2 separate regions of the Homo sapiens genome follow, and region 2 is linked to region 1. A link is an interaction called in ENCODE POLR2A ChIA-PET data of the cell type or tissue named here. Cell type or tissue: OCI-LY7. All regions are shown on one strand. Links, peaks and the distances in the headings refer to the core of each region. The heading gives the core; the rest is flanking DNA. Region 1 has its middle 4.3 kb from the start of IL7R. Region 2 overlaps CAPSL (calcyphosine like).

Region 1 (2,920 bases), core at 121-2,620:
ACTTTGTCTTCCTTCAGTTTGATGAGTTTGTATGATGTAGTGAATCATTAAAAAGGAAAGCCAGCTGGGTGCAGTGGCTCATGCCTGTAATCCCAACACCTTGGGAAGCTGAGGTGGGCAGATCACTTGAGCTCAGGAGTTCAAGACCAGCCCTAGTAAACATAGTGAGACTCTGTCTCTGCAGAAAATAGAAAACTTAGTCAGGTGTGGTGGGGCCCGCCTGTAGTCTTGGCTACTCAGGGCTGCAGTGAACCGAGATTGCGCAGTGAACTGAGATTGCACCACTCCACTGTAGCCTGGGTGACAGAGTGACAGTCTGCCTCAAAAAAAAAAAAAAAAAAAAAAAAAGCCATTTGATTCTTTCTCATACACAAGCAGAACACACTGACCTTGTTAAGACTCCTGACACCAGTTGGCCAAGTCTCCTTTTCTTCCTTTTTTGTAATTGTTCAGGCTATTTGCCCAACAGGCAAAACACAAAAAAGACTTTCTTTTATCTTCAGATTGCAATAAGTTCTGTGGTGTTCCTATATAACCGGTAGAGTCCTAGCAAGTTAAGAGAACTTATCTTTTAACGAGATTGAGATCCTAAAATGTTAGAGGGGTGTATCCATTATTTGGTTGTTTGTTGTTTGTTAACTGGATAAAAATCTAGCCCAGATCTTCCTTTTTTTTTTTTTTTTCTGATTAGTAAAGACAAAGGTTTTCCTGGGAAAATTCAGGCTGAGCATCTTGTCTTATTACTAGTGTTTACTATCTGGATCCATCTATTAGGAACAGAAATTTTGACTCTATTCTCTACAGAAATTATGAATTTAGTTGGACAGATACCAGTGTATCATGAGAACCCTGGGAAACAAACTGTTTCAAGGACAAAAGCATTCCTCTGACTCAGTTTTTAGATGAAGCTTATAAAATAGTCCTTAAGCCTTTAGCAATTTGTCCTAAATGAGGATGATTTAAAAGTCACTCACCTTGGGACTATATATTGAAGGACAATAAGTGAAACAGCAATAATAACAGGCAGTAAATGTTGCAACAGTAATATCCTGGGTAAAATCTGATGTTTGAAAAATACTGAAAACACATTCTATGTGTCATAAAATCTGTATGACCTGCCCCCACCTACTGTCAACTTACCTTTCTTAACAGGTTTTATCCTTAAGGTGGAAAACAATCTTGGGCACCAGCTATCTTATTAAAAAAAAAAAGCCAGCCCTGCTCAAGAGAGAGGCTGGGGACCACAAGAGCTGTGGAAAAAAAAAACAACAAACAAACAAACAAACAAACAAAAAAACCCAACATCCAAGGGTGTCAAGCAGGTGAGGATGGCTGTAGGAAAGCTAATGCCACTCTGGTCCTAAATGAATAGTCTCTAGCATTTGATAAACATGTGCTGAGTCAGTCCCTACGATTCTGAGGGGGAGTCCCAGCATCTTGAAGTTTCATTTCCAGGAGCATGACATTTTCCTTGTTGTGGCTCTTCTTTCATTTCCCTTTCCTCCTTCCCCCACGTCTTCAGCCTCATGTCTTGCTGCCATTTGTCTTCTTTCTGGGCAGAGTTTGAAATGTCATACTATTTTCACCTTTATGAGATTTTAGCCTCTGTCTCTGGATGCAATAAAAATGGAAACTTTGAGTACCAACATTTCACTCTTTGCTGACGACATTTCTGCCAGAAAGTGAGTGGTATTTCAATTTCAGTACATGCCCACATTTTGATAAAACAGTGAACAAGAGGGCTGACCCTGGGAAGAGTGGTGAGAGTGGTATGCCTTCTGGCAAAGGCTGAGTCACAGTGCCCCTTTGGGCAGCGGGAGCCAGTGTGGTGTCCCTGCAGCTCAGTGTCTCCCTCTCTGGCCTTCCCAGCGGACAAACAGTTCACAGCAGCTCCGGCTGCCCACTCCACTGTCGGACACAGTGCCCCAGTGTGTTTCTGAGAAAAGTCTGGATCAAGCAACCCCATTCTGGGTTCTGGCCCGTGCCCCTGCACACAGTACTTGCCTCAGGGTAAGCTCCATTCCTGCAGAGTGGTTCCTGAGGGACCACAGTTGGTGGCCACACCCTGCAGGTCGTTTCCAAATCTGGACCACTGGGAGAACTGGCAAGAGTCCTCAATTCTACTCTGAAGCTTCCTCTGCTCTCTTAGAACCCAGTCCTCTGTGCAAATGGAGTCCCCAAGAACAACTCTGCTAGCCTAAAATTTCCCAAGCTTAATATGCAAAGTCCCAGCCTGGGCAATATGGTGAAACCCTGTCTCTACCAAAAATACAAAAAATTAATCAGGTGTGATGGTGTGCACCTGTAAGCTACTCAGGAGGCTGAGGTGGGAGGATCACCTGAGCCTGGGAGGTTGAGGCTGCAGTGAGCAGAGATGGCACCACTGCACTCCAGCCTGGGTGACGGAGTGAGACCCTGTCTCAAGAAAAAAAAAAGTAAAGTCAACCTTAAAAGCGACCCTCAGTTATACTGCTCATGGAATTGTCACAGAGAATCAGCAGGTGTTCCTAAAAAAGCAGGAACAAGGGCTCTGTCTTTGGTCACACTGCATACCCCTGGGCTAAGTGATTAAGATACAATCATTCTTTCCAGAGGCTTTCCAAGAAAATGGTAATGTACTGCCAACTTTTGCTTTCACTTTATCATCGGTCTTAGGAAACTTTGGAATTTAATAAAGGATTTTTTTTTTGTTATATGTGTTAGTTGAGCTATGCTGCCAAAACAGGGAGACCCACAAACATAGCGGCTCTAGCAAGGATGCAAATTTATTGCTCTCTCAATTAGTGGATTATCCACAGCAGGCAGGCAGCTCCGTGAGCTCACACAATTAGGAACCCGGTCTATATTTCATTTCCTAGGTGGCTGCTCTTGTCTACGTATTGATTTGAGGTTAGCTTACCAGCACCATGATCCCATTTCC
Region 2 (2,920 bases), core at 200-2,699, 56 kb before region 1:
TATTTCACATCGTTGAGGGGAATGAGATATTTTATCACATAGGATACCAAAAAAGCTCATTTGCTTATGTATGTCTCTGTATGTATTCTTCTATTTTTGTAGCCTCCAATGTCCAGAGCCAGAAAAGAGGTAATCATGCAAGCTTTTAGAAAGTTAGACAAGACTGGAGATGGTGTTATAACAATCGAAGACCTTCGTGAAGTATATAATGCAAAACACCACCCAAAGTACCAGAATGGGGAATGGAGTGAGGAACAAGTATTTAGGAAATTTCTGGATAACTTTGATTCACCCTATGACAAAGATGGATTGGTAAGTAAAAGAGCCTAATCTAGGGGAAATTTCTTCAATTCGAAATTGTAAATGGGAAATAGGTCCAAACTCTTAAAAATGTTAACACATTGATACCATATTTGTTGTAAATAGAAGTAAACTATTTCCCTAGGAACAATCTAGAAACTTCTCCATTGCCAGGGGAAACCTTCATGTTACTTTAGTTGAAACCTAATGTATGTTTGTGCACGCACACACTCATAGACATATATTGAAATATATTGGTAGGGGATCCACATAAGTGATGACCTGTCATCTGGGGAATGTGATGTTCTGATTAAACATGCCATTTTATGGTTACTATATTTACCATACTCAGCTAGTTGCACTCCAGTGAACTGATTATAATAAAATATATTTAACTTTGAAATGAGATCATAATTTAATTTTGGAGAACAGATTTACAAGGCCTTTCAGGATGTTTTAGTGCCTTCACACTCATCCTCATTCATCTTCACACTTTGCTATGTGGAAATGCCATTTAAAGGTAGTTTTTGGTAAAGGGAATGTCAAATAACAGAATTTACTCTGATTTATTCTTTAGTGTGCTTTGAGATTAACTTACATTTCTAAACTGCACTGAATTTGAAAACAAAATCAACCGCCCATCTCCATTAACTTTTATCTTCAAGTTACAAATGCATAGCTTGGTAGGGTAAGGAATTATATAGCTCCATGACTGTGTCTAGGCTGAGATGAAAATGTCATCTGTCCTTTATCAACAGCCCTAAATTGACTTTTTAGAAAAAAAAAAAAAACCCTGAGCCAGTTCTGTTCTTAGATGATCTAAGGGTTTTGGTGATAAGGAAAGGGGATTGTCCCTTGAGTAACAGTCAGCAGCAGCACAGCCCCAGGGTTCATTGTCTCTTAAGCCCTTTACAGCACAGGAAAAGATAAGTGGCCCAGTGGACAAGAAGAGAGTGGTTAAGGGAAGAAGAAATAAACCTTCCTCTTCTGAAGGGAATGTGCTCCAACTTTTTAAATGAAACTTCATGATGAGTCTCATTAGCAAGGGGTGGGGGATAGGAAGGTGACCTTTCTGTTCTTCCTGCTGACATTTCCCTTTCAGGGATGGAGACATACCCTCTATTTCAGGCTGAGGATTGTGGAGGCAGGTTTACAAAAGGGCCAAAATTCAATAGGGCAGCCAAAATCTTAGGGACAGAAATAAAAACTACATGTTTTCTTCCAGTATTGCTGGCCTTGATCACTGAGATGTCAGTGGAAAAATAGCCAACTGCCATTTCCCCAAATTAGCCCACCCCTTTGTGGATCCTAGAGTGTGTCTGCTTCCTCTCTGCAGGTGGTTCCTCCTCATTGCCAGGGGAAACCTCAGCTACCCTTTTCTCTAACAAAAGTCAAAATAGCCAGTTGTGATTCGGCTGATTCAAGTCTGCACATCACCCCTTTTGATATTTATCTTAAGAAGCCACATTAAGCTCTCAAAAGCTCATAAAGGTTATTGAGGTTTTTAGCAGTTATAGCACTTGATGTCATCTGCATGTTACAGACCCTGTATTGATACCCAACTCTGGCTGTTCATAATCATCATCAGGGAGGATTTATTAGTAATGTAGATTCCTAGCTGCACTGCAGAACCACAGAATCTGATTTTTTGGAGGATGGAGTCCAAGGCTTTACATTTTAATGTGTACCAGATGACTCTTACACTCACGTGTATTTGTGATCCTTAGCTCTAAAAGATTCAGAAATAACTGTTTTAAAATTACTAAATATAATATACACATGACCCCATTTAGCATAATAATGAATCTGGGCAACACTTTTTGAGCACATATCAACTGGGCATTTGCTAAGGGCTTACCAGGGATATCTCATTTAATAGACATAATAAAAGTGTTTCTGAAAAGTGATGTGTAATTCAAACTTTCGCACACTGAATTGTATTTTAAATGCACAAGAAATTGTTGTTGTAGAGGAACTCCATGGTAAATTCTTTTATGAGAAGAATAATTAGCTTCTAAAATTTACCTCTTGCAAATTGCACTATTTTGCATATTAAGATTGCTTGTGGTGAAGCATAGCTGTACTTGAAGCCAGTGTGCTCATTTATGGTTAAAAACATCCCATATAAGACAAAATTTAAAATAATGCAAAAAATTTAGCATAGCTCCTAGCTAAAGGTAATGTTCAAACTTGATAATCTAGGTTAAACTCTCAAATACCCATAAAGGTTGCTGGAGTTTCAGCAGTCACGGAATTTGATGTCATAAATCTTGCACTAATACCTCACTGGACTCCCATAGCAGCCGGAAGCCATTTGGATGGAGGTGTGAAGCAATCAGATAACCTGTGACACAGACTTTCCTTACCCCTTTTCTATCACTAAACCCCACCACAATTTGGTGAGACATTTACTTCTTATTCTTTAATATCTAAGTTTTGAATTCTTCATGTGTATATATGACTTTATCATCACTATATTTTTAAAAAGCCTCTTAGGACTTTAGACCTTCAGGGAATATCAGTCTATTGCCTCATCCATCTCATAAAAAATTTTTAAATAATTAAAAATATGTTAGGTATATTACTGAGTGTATGTATTAATAGTAACCTAGATTTGTTT

What was found. ChIA-PET counts read pairs that join two places held together with the same protein. Peaks named below come from ENCODE experiments on the same cell type or tissue, not always from the same donor. Only the 100,000 strongest peaks of a DNase experiment are listed, where the experiment ranks them.
Region 2: POLR2A ChIA-PET joins it to region 1 with 8 read pairs; 7 of 35 experiments call an interaction of 5 or more read pairs at or near these places.

The regions. Positions count from the first base shown.
Region 1 is chr5:35,851,159-35,854,078 of GRCh38, reverse strand. No RefSeq gene overlaps it. Among named protein-coding and RNA genes, the nearest start is that of IL7R, 4.3 kb to the left of the region's middle. In OCI-LY7, for the core only: a CTCF peak has its summit at 1,940; a DNase peak (open chromatin) is centred at 1,458; H3K4me3 peaks cover 70 bases; H3K27ac peaks cover 526 bases.
Region 2 is chr5:35,907,258-35,910,177 of GRCh38, reverse strand. CAPSL (calcyphosine like) reads left to right here. Exons shown (of 5, transcript NM_001042625.2): 4 at 103-312. Among named protein-coding and RNA genes, the nearest start is that of CAPSL, 30 kb to the left of the region's middle. In OCI-LY7, for the core only: no CTCF peak of the experiment used is centred there; DNase peaks (open chromatin) are centred at 1,197 and 1,617; H3K4me3 peaks cover 1,521 bases; H3K27ac peaks cover 2,500 bases.